2 separate regions of the Homo sapiens genome follow, and region 2 is linked to region 1. A link is an interaction called in ENCODE POLR2A ChIA-PET data of the cell type or tissue named here. Cell type or tissue: B cell. All regions are shown on one strand. Each heading gives the region's core, and the rest is flanking DNA. Links, peaks and the distances in the headings are about the cores only. Region 1 overlaps DCTN4 (dynactin subunit 4). Region 2 holds the start of MYOZ3-AS1 (MYOZ3 antisense RNA 1).

Region 1 (7,780 bases), core at 2,102-4,601:
GCTCACTGGATCCTGTGCCAAATACACACACAGCCACCCACATACACATGTACACACATCATTGATCAATCCTTTTTCTTCCTGTTAATGAGCAAGGTACTAACCTTCATGTAGCGAAGGTTGGGAATTGACATGATTCTCACTTCTGGAATATAATTGCTGTGCATAAATAAAAAAATGCATTAATGTTCATTGGAGTCTCTTAAAATTATTATTATTTTTTAAAGCTAGTGCAGTACATAAAGGATTTCATGTTAATTAGAATGTATCAGAAAAAAAATAATTTTAATGAACCATATCATCACAGTAAGAACTTAAGAAAAGACATAAGACCAAACTGGTATGAGTTCTTTCTGAAATCTTACGTATATTTCTAGTTGAAACTGCCCAGGCCCCAGATTAGCATTTACATATCAAGATATTGCTTTGTAATGACTAAGGCAAGATATTTATCTCCTTGTGCCTTGGTTTTCCCAATTCTAAAATGAGGAAAATAATGGTATCTTTCACTTGAGGTTATTGTGAAGAATACATGCAAGAATGCTTTGAAAAGTGCTTGGAACAAAGCTCACATAAATGTTCATTATTGTGCATACATTAACGTAATACGAAATCTATTGCAGAAACATTAAAAGTGGGGGAAAAAGTACATCTTAGAATCAGATATTTAAACTTTAAACGAGCTATTTTTCATGGTGACCAGCAGGATTACCTGAGTAACTTAACAGGAATTTAAGAAACTTTTGTCTTCCTGAATCTCAAAAAAAACACACACACACACAAAAGCAACAACAATAAAAATAAATTTAAAGACCCCACTTCTAAGAATTTGAATTCAGTAGGTCTGAGGTTTGATACCAGAGCTCTGTATTTTTTTTTTTTTTTTTGAGACAGGGTCTTGCTGTCACCCAGGCTGGAGTGTAACGGCACAATCATGACTCACTGAAGCCTCGACCCCCCAGGCTCAAGTGACATTCCCACCTCAGCCTCCCAAGTAGCTGGGAGTACAGGTGTGTGCCACCATGCTCAGCTAATTTTTGATTTTTTGTACAGATGAGGACTCACTGTGTTGCCCAGGCTGGGCTTGAACTCCTAAGGCTCAAGCGATCCTCCTGCCTTGGCCTCCCCAAATGTTGAGATTACAGGCATGAGCCAAACACCTGGCCTCAGAGCATCTGTATTAAGATAGCCAGGCAATTCTAAAATGATGTCAGAAAAAAATCACTTTTTCTCAAAGCAAGCTTAAGAAATTGATGCTAAGTACAGGCTGCCATTCAGGGTTTCTGTAATGAGTATAATTCTTAAGAAAGGAGTTCATCCCAGACTTCACAAGTGCCATTTCTGTAGGTCTCTAACCAATCATGTATTAAGAGTAGTTAGGAAAATGAACATATTTTATGGTGAGTTACAAGGCATTTGCAAACATAATTACTCATTTGATTCTTTTCAAGAATCCCAAGAGGAATACATTATTCCCATTTCAGAGACGAGGGAAGTATGTTTAGACAAAAATAGTAAGTGACAGACCCTCTTCCTGGCCCTCCTAGCTCCTCCTAACTCACTAGACATGCACTTCCCAACCTTTTTGTTTCCTAATACTTATTTTTAATTGCTGCATAATATTCTACAGTACAAGTTATCTCAATTTAACCAACTATTTCCTTGTTAATGGTTAATCAGTTTGACACTGATTAACTTTTGGTTAAACTGTTTGCAGCTTTTTGCCATTAATATATTCTAAAACACACCTTTGGAAATGCATCTTTATATATTGGTGATTTTGTTTCTACAGAATATATCCCTGAAACAGTACTGTTGGGTTAAAAGGTCTATGTAATTTGTTTTGATATTTCCAGACCACTCTCCAAAAAGACTAGCAATTCAAGATCCCACCAACAATGTGTGCAAGTATGTGTTTACCCACATTCTCATGAGCACTAGATGCTAATTACCTTTTAAAACTTTTCCTATCAAATCTTAGTTTCTTTCCATATACAGTGTATCTTCTGGTCATTTGAAATTCCTTTCCCATAAGCTACCTGTTCAAATCCCTTGTTCCACATTCCACTTTACTGCCTCCCTCTATTTTTATCTTTTCAATTTCTGGGAATTCTCTATGCCTGGGATATTAAACTTTTGTTTGTCATGACTGCCAAATATTCTTTCTTGCTTTACTATTTGTCTCAGGACTTTGTTGCTAATTTTGTCTTAAAAAAATTTTTTTTTCCTTAGAGAGAGAGTCCTGCTCCACTGTCTAGGATGGAGTGCTGTGGGACAATCATAGCTTACTGCAGCCTTGACTTCCTGGGCTCAAGGGGTCCTCTCACCTCAGACTCCCAAGTAGCTAGGACTACAGGTGCATGCCACTACACCTGGCTAATTTTAAAAATTTTTTGTAGAGATGGGGTCTTACTATGTTGTCCAGGCTGGTCTTCAACTCATGGGCTCAAGTGATCCTCCTGACTCAGGCTTCCGAAGTGCTGGGATCACAAGTGTGAGCCACTGCACCTGGCTTTAATTTCATCTTTTATAACCACTATTTCTTTTTGCTAAGGTCAAAGGTGTTTCTTTTCTTTTAATGGCTTCTGGGTTTCCTGTCTTGCTAAAGAAGGGCTCTCTTACTCCAAAGCTAGACAATACTTTCCTAATTTGTGAAAATATTTTTGTTTGCCAGGTAATTTAAAAAATTTATGTATTAGAAAAGTATGATGAGATATGAAAAGTTTACATTTAATTAGATGAACACTGGGTAAGTTTTAAGTGGCAGTATTTGTCTCTAATTAGGACCATTCAGATAGCCTGATAGGTAGTTTTTATACACAAAATTCTCTTCTACTCACAAGTCCCAGAGAGTTAACACTAACTTAATCACTTTCATTCCAGTCAACGAAGTGTTATAACACAGGTAAGTAAAATGAACACTGTTACAGGGATACTCTTCAATCAGCTATACTTCATTATTTTTAAATTTTTTTTGAAGGATTATTCCCAAACTCAGATACTTTATAATTTGTAATGATGACTAGTGACTTTCCACCAAATAATCAACATACCTTGTTGCTCCAGATCATACTGGGACACTGTGTCCCTGATCCCAATACCCCTGAATCTATTTATCTTAAACTTCATGGCATGTAACTAAATTAAAAACCTAAACAGGAACAGAATGTCAAGATTATTTTGATGTAATTTTTTTTTTTTTAGGCCAAGAGTAAACACACTTCATACTGGGGAAGAAGAATAAACCAAAATAACTCAAAACAGTAACTGAAAACACCAATCCCAAAATACTTACACAGCGACCAGCTGGATTTTGAATTTGATTGACGTTGGGTTAAATTCTGGCTTGCTCAAATTATGTTCACATTTCTAAAAAGAAAACAAATATAACACGTATCAGAAGACAACAACACACTTTGTTGATCCATAGAGCTGCTAAATTCAGAAGGACAGCATTTACGAGAATTTTGTTTTGTTTTGTTCTGCTATAAGACCATATGTTTTTGAATAATGTATAGCAGCCAAAGTTTATAAAAGATGTTCGCACTTCCTGATATGTGCAACCCCACTATCCAATATTATTATACCTCTGTGGTACTTAAAAACTACTAAAATAACACATACTGAGTACATACTGTATTTGCTAAACAACGTGCTCACTGGTTTAACTGGATTTAAATATCACATCAACTTTATGAGCTAGGTATAGGTATTACATTAAGGTTGCCATATTATAGATGATCAAAATGGTATACAGGAAGGGTAAGTAACCTGTCCAACTTCACAGAGCCAATAAAAATGGACACTGGGATTTAAATCTAGGTAGTAAAATTCCAGATCCTATGCTTTAAAGTACAGTAACAATGATTACTTTTGAGATAGGGTATCACTCTGTTACCCAGGCTGGAGTGCAGTGGCACAATCAAAGCTCACTACAGCCTCCAACTCCTGGGCTCAAGTAATCTTCCTGCCTTGGCCTCCCAAAGTGCTGGGATTACAGGCATGAGCCACTGCACTAGGACAGTAATAATTATTTACTACTTTCTTAAATACATACTACATATACCTGGTTAAAAATTTTTTTAACAGAACAAAAAAGGTGTCCAGTGTAAAGATTACCCATTATCTGTCTGTCCCCTTGTTTTCTCCAGATAGCCTATGCACATAAAAGTACAAGCATACATCACCTTGCTTTTTTCACAATAACACAAAAGGGAACATTTTATATTTATTCTCTTGCTTTTTTCATTTATTCTATCTTGGAATTAATTCCATTTCAGTACATATAGAGAGGCCTCTGTGTCCCACTGTAACAATTTCTATAACTTACATAAGATAGAAATTGATGGACATTCAGGATGTTTCCATTATTTTGCTACTGTAAGTAATGCAGCGATGAGTGTTCTTGTACATGAATCATTTCCTAAGTGTCTAAGTATCTGTAAGACAATTTCCTAAGAGTAGATCAAAGGGTGTATGCATTTGCTATTTTAATGGATACTGAAATATAACTGACTAATCTGACGATTATGAAATGATATTCCACTGCAGTTAATTTTTTTTAATTTTTCATTTTCTCATTGCAGTTTTAATGTACATTTCCCTGATTAGTGTATAAATTTGAATATCTTTCATATTTATTGGCTATTGGGATTTCCTCTGCCATAACTTGAATGTTAGGATCTACTGGTTATTTTTATTTCCTTGCCGATTTGCTGATATTAACAATAGATTTTAATCTCTTGTTAATAATATACCTTGCAAACTACTTTTCTCAGTCTGTGGCTTATCTTTTCATTTCTTTATGGGTTTTCTTTGGCATGAGGGTACAAGTTTTACTTTTAATGAAGTAAAATATGTAACTTTACATTACAGTTTGTGCTTATTTGTATTACTTATGAAACATTTCCCTACCCAGAAGTCATGAAGGTATTCTCCTCTATTTCCTTCTAGAAGTTTGGCTCTTCAGATTTCCAATGTTCCTGAAATTAACTTCTATGTAGGGTGAGGTAGCAACCCAATTTTATTTTCTTCCATATAATCACTTGACCTAGCAAAATATAATTGCCTATTCTTTCCCCAATGATCTACAATGCCATATTTAGTATATAACAAATTTTCTCATATGCATGGGTCTACGTCTGCATACATATAGACACACTTTTTTTTGTTTATATGTACATTTGTACTTTCCCTCCTTTTTTATACAGAAAAAGTGCATACCTACCATGCACTTTGCTTTTTGCATTTAAAAATGTATCCCAGGCTGGGCGCAGTGGCTCACGCCTGTAATCCCAGCACTTTGGGAGGCTGAGGCGGGCGGACCACGAGGTCAGGAGATTGAGACCATCCTGGCTAACACGGTGAAACCCCATCTCTACTAAAAGTACAAAAAAATTAGCCAGGCGTAGTGGCGGGCGCCTGTAGTCCCAGCTACACGGGAGGCTGAGGCAGGAGAATGGCGTGAACCTGGGAGGTGGAGCTTGCAGTGAGCCGAGATCACGCCGCTGCACTCCAGCATGAGCAACAGAGTGAGACTCCGTCTCAAAAAAAAAAAAAAAAAAAAAAAGTATCCCATATTAACACATTCTTTTATAAATTTATAGTACTCATTCTGCGGATATACTATAATCTCTGCATATTTTGGTTTGTATTTGTGGAGGTGCAAGGTAGATTCCTAAAAGTGAAGTTGATGAGACAAAAGGTAACTTTACTTTTGGTAGGTATTACTATATTAATGGTGCATTATATAACCATATTTATATAAATTTATATCAATTTAATTTATATATAACTATTTCCATTACTAATCTTTTTTAAGAAATCAACTTCTGATTCTGTTGCCCTTTTGTATTTTGGTTTCTTAATTTACTGTATTTTATATTAATTTATTGTATTTTATTTTGGTTTCTTAATTTATTAACACCTGTTCTCTTTGGACTTTGCTGTTTTTTTTCTAACTTCTTGAAATGGATGCTGACATCGCTAATCTTTTAATATTTCTTCTTTTCTAATATATACTGTATAGCTAAGCACAGCCTTAGTTGTATCCTGCAAGTTTTGCTATAAAGAAATTACTGATTCCTAACTTAACTACGTTGTGATCAAATAATATACTTTAATAATTTCATCTTCCAGCTGACAGCCTCAGCAAGAGAAAGCATAGGGACTCCAATGGCAGCAGCAGCATGTGCAAAGAAACAATCATGAAAGTTGGTAGACAATATTGGATGGGTGCCCCAGGTCTCTCCAAGCTGGCTATTTATTATATTTTGTTATTTAAAACAAACCTGTATTTATTTATTTTTTGAGACAAGTTTTGCTCTTGTTGCCCAGGCCGGAGTACAATGGCGCAATCTTGGCTCACTGCAACCTCCGCCTCCTGGGTACAACCAATTCTCCTGCCTCAGCCTCCCAACAAACCTATATTTTAAGCAGAATTAAAAAAAAAATAAGCTGGTATAAGGCTATATGACTTTTGATCAAACCAACGAGATGCAGGGCTTCTAAATATAAGGGATCATCTGAAATGAATGTTGTTTGAAATAACTGTCTAATTTTGAGAGTTCCAGTATTTATGTGAAAATTTAACAATTTTTAAAGAAGTCCTTGGAAATTGGTATTGACAGTAAATCTCCTTAAAATAGAATTTTAAAGCTTTCAACACACTGGAACTCTCCCCAGCTTTGGACCAACCCCACAACTGAGCGGAGCCACCTCCTCGAGACATGCATTGCTCTGCTGCTGGATACTCTAACAGCTTGAACAGGGGAGCTCACTTAAGAAGAGATATTGTGTAGTTTAAAACATATTAGTTTGTATAAAATAACTTCTCATAAATTTCTCATAAATTAAAGCTGCAGTACAATTCACTTAGTGGTTAGGCCAATCCTCCCCGCCATTATCCTTGCTTTGTTATAAATCACCATTAAAAACCATTATAATGTTTTTAATAGTATCAGCTGGCACTTAAATATTTTTGGAGTGAAAATTATTCCTAAAGTTATACATGACTCCCACAAAAATACAGTTTTATCATATTAAAGAGACCTGTACTGATTTGCCAAAATTCCGCAACTTAGCAAAGGTATTACCTTCCTTGGATTTGTACTTTGTGATACAGTGTGCTGTACCGTGGGCTGGTTATGTTAACTGAAAAAATAGTCATTACCCAAGTTTTGCAGCACTCTAAACTTAAGCAGAAGAACAGCTGTTCACATCTTACAAATGCCATGTGTCAAAATCATGGTTTTGTAATTGCTAAGGTACGGTATGTCAGGTTATTTGAAAACAATTACTTTTTGAAGTAATTGTGACCACAAAGCATCATTTTTACATGAAAAGTTGTCTGTCATTTGAAATTATGCAAATGATGTCTTGACCTGAAGCACAAACCCCAGGTACTTAATGTTTTTAATAATATGGTGCCACTGCAGGGGTTAGGGGCGGTGGGGAAGAACAAGGATAATGGCGGGGAGGATTGGCCTAACTAACCACTAAGTGAATTGTACTGCAGCTTTGATTTATGAGACATCCTTATCTGGGATATTTGAGGGCAGCTGCAAACTAAAAACAATCCAGTAAATGTACTTTGTTTATATTTTGTATCAGGCAATTATCAACTGCTAAATAATAGCTTTCATATTTGCAACTGTTGCATACAGAGTACTTTTGCTAAAAGGTGATTAGCTCTTGCCTTTAATTTTACAGTGCTTAATGTGATAAACTTCCAGACATGTTTCCTATAAAAGAGACCATTTAATATATGTATATAAACCAC
Region 2 (5,490 bases), core at 1,281-3,780, 51 kb before region 1:
TTAGTAGAGATGGGTTTTTGCCATGTTGGTCAGGCTGGTCTCGAACCCTTGACCTCAGGTGATGCGCCTGCTTTGGCTTCCCAAAGTGCTGGGATTACAGGCGTGAGCCACCGCGCCTGGCCCATATATGCTTTTTTATAATAATAAAAGGCTATTTTAAAGTTAAAAGAACACAGGTCTAAAACTGAACTCCTGATCTTTCCCAGAACCTTCTCCTCCCTTTGCCTTCCCCATCTCCGTGAATGGCTGCTCTATCCTTCCAGTGGCTAAGGCCAGAAACCTTGCAGTCATCCTCTCTCACTCATTGCCCATACCCATGGCTTACCTTTAAAAAATATCGAGAATCTGACCATTTCTCACTACCTCCACCATTATGGGCAAAGACCTGCATGGGGAATTCATGCAATAAACACAAATGGCCAAAGAACTTCGGAAACAGTGCTAAACTTCACTGAGCAACAAACACATGCAAATTAAACTCTGAGGTGTCATTTTTGCCCATCAGGTGGGCAAAGATTTCAAACAATCATGACACCCGGTGTCGGCAAGCTTGGTGAGAAACAGGCATTCTTACACACAGCATGCCATGCTTCGAGAGGTGGGGCCTGGAGTGTATGGGGGATGGGGTGGTGAGAGCCCGCTCTGGCCTTTCCTGGCAGTCCCTACGCTGGACCTGGGCAAGAAGCTGAGCGTGCCCCAGGACCTGATGATGGAGGAGCTGTCACTACGCAACAACAGAGGGTCCCTCCTCTTCCAGAAGAGGCAGCGCCGTGTGCAGAAGTTCACTTTCGAGTTAGCAGCCAGCCAGCGGGCGGTGAGTAAGCCACCATTGTGCTCATGGGGAAAATGAGGACCACAGAGAGCCACTGGTTAGCCTAAAGTCAAACGGTAAGCCAGGCTGAGGACTGTGATGTTCCCATCAGATTAGGCTCCTGCCTTTCAGTGTGATCCTTGAAAAGTGTTATCTTTTTAGGCATCTCTCCCTGGATACAGAACAAAGTAAACAAAGTGGATTAGGGGGTTGAGGATAAGCCGTGGAGTGAAGGGACTCTGGCTCCTACCAAAAAAAAAAAAAAAAAAAAAAAGCTAAGACAGGCATGCACTCTAGGCTAAATTTGCAGCAGGCTGGATCTAGTTTAGACTTGGGCCTGATCTAAGATGGAAAATGTAGAATGCCCTTTTTTCTTCTTCCCACCGGAGAAAGGAAAGGCCATGGAATAATCTGCTGGTGGAGAAGAAAGGCAAGAAGGGTTTTTCCCTTGGCTTCAGAAAGGCAGCAGGCAGTTCCAGATACTTCTAAGGAAGCCAGGGCTATTCCATCCACCCTCCACTTAATTTCTGGGCTAGACAGGAGGCAACTGAGAGGGAGTGATGTGGCAGAAAAATAAAGATGGCAAAACACCCGCCTTTGCTATGTGCCTAAGACAATGCTAGCTAAGCACTTTGCAGGTATCTCATTTAATGCTCATAGACCCCTCTGAGGAAGAGATCTTCATCACCATCATCCTCATTCTATCGAGAAGGACATTGAGGCTCAGGGAAATTAAGTATCTTGCCCGGACTCGGCATTACAATAGCAATTAACATATATCGAGTATTTCTCGGTCCCAGGCACTGGGTTTAGCGTTGTAAACTAGTAACTCATCCTTGTTCCCCGATGATGGGCGTTAGGATTCTTGCCTCCCCCCGACCTTTTTTTTTGGTGGAGGGAGAACCCTGGTCCCCTGCCCCGCTGAGCTTCTCTGCGGTTTATTCTACCCCCTCGTTCCCAGATGCTGGCCGGAAGCGCCAGGAGGAAGGTGACTGGAACAGCGGAGTCGGGGACGGTGAGCGTGGAGGGGAGCTCCCTGGAAGGGAAGCTGGGGGAAGGGGAGCGCGGCTGGGGGCGGGAGGTCGTCGGTGGCCTCTGAGAACCCGCCCCTGTGCCCAGGTTGCCAATGCCAATGGCCCTGAGGGGCCGAACTACCGCTCGGAGCTCCACATCTTCCCGGCCTCACCCGGGGCCTCACTCGGGGGTCCCGAGGGCGCCCACCCTGCAGCCGCCCCTGCTGGGTGCGTCCCCAGCCCCAGCGCCCTGGCGCCAGGTGAGTGGCCTCCTCGGGTCCCGGGACCAGGGCTGGGGGGCCTGAAGCATGGGTGTGCTCCCCATGGGGCAGGAAGAGCACCCAGAAGGCTAGTCCGCCCCCTTCCCCAACACACACGCGCACGCGCGCACTCCCCTCGCCAGACCACGAGCCGGAGGGGCGCCGCGCCCCAGGTCACACAGCGAGTCAGCCAAGGCCAAGACCAACCCGCGCTGCGAACTCGTGGCTTCCTCACTGCAGTCCTCCGTGTTTCCTGGGATGGGGAGGGGTCTCCTGTGCTGGAGCAACTGTGGCTTCCCATTCCCGCCGTCCTCTCCCCTAACTCCGATCTTCCCTCCTCCAACCGCGTCCGCGGAATGGGGGTGGGGCGAGGTGGGGTTGGGGGCTGAGGGTGGAAGAACGGAGGCGCTCCCTTCCCCCCGCGCCCCTAGGCTATGCGGAGCCGCTGAAGGGCGTCCCGCCAGAGAAGTTCAACCACACCGCCATCTCCAAGGGCTACCGCTGCCCTTGGCAGGAGTTCGTCAGCTACCGGGACTACCAGAGCGATGGCCGAAGTCACACCCCCAGCCCCAACGACTACCGAAATTTCAACAAGTAAGGCGGGGCGGGCAGCCCGGGGGACAGACCGGGAGGGGCGGGAAGCCAGTCACAGCCACAGCGGGAGCCTGCGTTTCCTGAGCACTTTCTGCAGGCCAGGCTCTGTCCCCAGCGCTTTCTATTCATTGACTGAGCTCTGGCTGGAACAGCGCCTCCGCACCTGGTAGGTGCTCAGTTAACGTGGGAGAAATGAAGAGTGAAGGTGCCGCACATCTTGGATATTCTCCAGGACATGGTGGGCGGGTGCTATGAGTTTTCCTGTTCTGCAGATGAAGAGGCTGCGGCTCAGGAATATGAACAACCCGGCCAAAGCCACAAAACAAGGAAGCACCGGCAGGGCCGGGATTCAGGTCTGGGTTTGTCTGACTCCAGAGCCCAGTGCCTTGTTCTCCATGGCTGCTGTGTGCTACCTCTTTGATGAACATCTAGATTTGTGTCCTTCTCTGAGGGGTCCCCAGATTTCAGCAGTTCGAGGCCAGCTCAGCTTTTCCTTTCACCAATGGCCTAGAAGAGGCCAACAAGGTAGCTTTGAGGCTGCCCCAAAGTGGAGAGTGGCAGTGAAACATTGGACGCCAGAGTGAGGGCCACAGCGCAGTGGCCTATATGGGTTTAGAGCGTGAGGCCTCCACGTGGACTTGAATGCAGACCCCAGGCCTGCCCGTGTTGACCTTGGGCAAGTGACTTAACCTCTCTGAGCCTCCATTGCCCCACCTGTAAAATGAGGGGTTTATAGTACCTGCTTCATAAAGTTGCTATGGAGATGACACGAGAAGCCATAGGTAAAGTTTCTGGCAAGTAAGACACTTGCAACAAACAATAGCTATTATTGTTGTTGTTGTTATTATTATTATTTGAGACGGAGTCTCACACTGTCACCCGGGCTGGAGTGCAATGGCGCAATCTCAGCTCACTGCAACCTCTTCCTCCTGGGTTCAAGCGATTCTCCTGCCTTAGCCTCCCTAGTAGCTGGGATTACAGGCGCCCACCACCGTGCCCGGCTAATTTTTTGTATTTTTAGTAGAGACAGGGTTTCACTATGTTGGCCGGGCTGGTCTCGAACTCCTGAACTCGTGATCCACCCGCCTTTGCCTCCCAAAGTGCTGGGATTACAGGCATGAGCCACCGCCCCCGGCGTATTATGATTATTATTTACAGCTGAGATGAAGTTTGGACAGGGGAGAGCTTGAAAGGGATACATTTACCATTCTGCACTGAGGGCCTGAAAACAAACCATAGGAATCAAGACAGGAGCTTGGCACTGGGGGAAGGCCTTGGGCTGAGGAGTGCATGTTAACTGCATTGGCTTCCTTGGTCTGGTGCTATTTTTGAATATGCTCCTCTGGTTTGGGCTGCATTTAGTGAGGAAAAGGGGAGTCCACAGAGAGGACGCCACGGTCCTGCTCTTCTGGCATTTGCTCAGACCACACGTGGAGACTGGGTCTGTCTAAGACAGACGGGTGGGCGCCAGAGCCTAGCTAGGCCTGGAAAATCAGCACATATGAGGAAGGGCTGAAGGAACTGGGGGTGATCTGCCTTGAGAAGAGACAGCTCCAGAGGGATGTGACTGCCCTCAAATATCTGAATAGGCAGAGACTTCCTGATGGGAAGAATTGGGCTTAGCATGCGCTGTGTGAGTCACGAGCCATTAACAGACATTCTGGAGTTCCCTGGCAGGCAGGACTGCCCTATCTCCTCCTGGGCCCTCAGACCCTGCCTGCCCAGTCATTTGAAACCTGCAGCAGACATTCAGTCCTGGCAGGCAGCTTCCAGGCTGGGCCACTCAGGTTGCATCTCCCACTGATCTCATGCCTCATGTATGACAGCAAGGCACATTCCCACCAGCAGAAAGAGGCTCTTAGGGAGCCCTGCATCCAGACCTCTTCTGAGGGAGAAAGACCAACTGAGGCATAGAGAAGAGAAACAGCAGTTTGGGTGGCCAAGATGTGCTCAGCTTCCAGGGTCCTGGGCTCCCAGTCAAGGGCCTGACTGTGGGCCTTGCATGGCTTGGACACCACCCAGCCTGTTCCTGTGAGGCCTGGCTGTTGCCACCAAAACTGGGGTGGTCCAGGCAGAAATGCTTTCCTGGCTGGGACTCAGGCCCTGGCTCAAGGTTTGTCTTTCCACCCCAGAGGCAAGCACTCTCCTCTTCCCACTGGTCCCAGGCTGCTGGAAAAACAACACAAGCAATGATTTTTATTTTTCTTAAAATTAAGAAACAGTATTAAGGCCGGGCGCAGTGGCTCATGCCTGTAATCCCACTTTGGGAGGCCGAGGGAGGCGGATCACTTGAGGTCAGAAGTTCAAGACCAGCCTGGCCAACATGATGAAATCTCATTTCTACTAAAAATACAAAAATTAGCTGGGCTTCTTGGCACACACTTGTAATCCCAGCTACTCAGGAGGCTGAGGTGGGAGAATCGCTTGAACCTGGGAGGCGGAGGTTGCAGTGTGCCGAGATCCTTCTACTACACTCTAGCCTGAGTGACAGAGCAAGACCCTGTCTCAAAACAAAACAAAACAAAACAACAAAAAAAAGTATTATTAAAATCACATACATAGGTTCTCTTTTAAAAAATGTTAGGCAAATAAATGTAGAGCCCCTTTGCTCACCATCCTCCAATCCCAGTTGCCTTCCCAAAGGTAACATGGTTGTCAGGCTGGCCTGAATGGGCTCAGAACATTTTGTGTGGGCAGCTGCATGCCTGTAGGGGGAATGGCGTTTGTGTGTGTGTGGGGGTGTGTGTGTTAATACTTTGCACTTCATTCTGTTAACTTGCTTTTTTTACTCAACATTACGCTTTCGAAATCT

The links. Peaks named below come from ENCODE experiments on the same cell type or tissue, not always from the same donor. Only the 100,000 strongest peaks of a DNase experiment are listed, where the experiment ranks them.
Region 2: POLR2A ChIA-PET joins it to region 1 with 6 read pairs; 3 of 35 experiments call an interaction of 5 or more read pairs at or near these places.

Annotation. Positions count from the first base shown.
Region 1 is chr5:150,719,612-150,727,391 of GRCh38, forward strand. DCTN4 (dynactin subunit 4) reads right to left here. Exons shown (of 13, transcript NM_016221.4): 9 at 3,296-3,369; 10 at 105-159. Among named protein-coding and RNA genes, the nearest start is that of RBM22, 22 kb to the left of the region's middle. In B cell, for the core only: no CTCF peak of the experiment used is centred there; no DNase peak of the experiment used is centred there.
Region 2 is chr5:150,669,825-150,675,314 of GRCh38, forward strand. It overlaps MYOZ3 (myozenin 3), which reads left to right. Exons shown (of 7, transcript NM_001122853.3): 3 at 660-814; 4 at 1,773-1,826; 5 at 1,931-2,084; 6 at 2,516-2,678. MYOZ3-AS1 (MYOZ3 antisense RNA 1) reads right to left here and starts at 2,645. Exons shown (of 4, transcript NR_186487.1): 1 at 2,292-2,645; 2 at 326-385. In B cell, for the core only: no CTCF peak of the experiment used is centred there; DNase peaks (open chromatin) are centred at 2,457 and 2,597; H3K4me3 peaks cover 1,660 bases; H3K27me3 peaks cover 2,036 bases.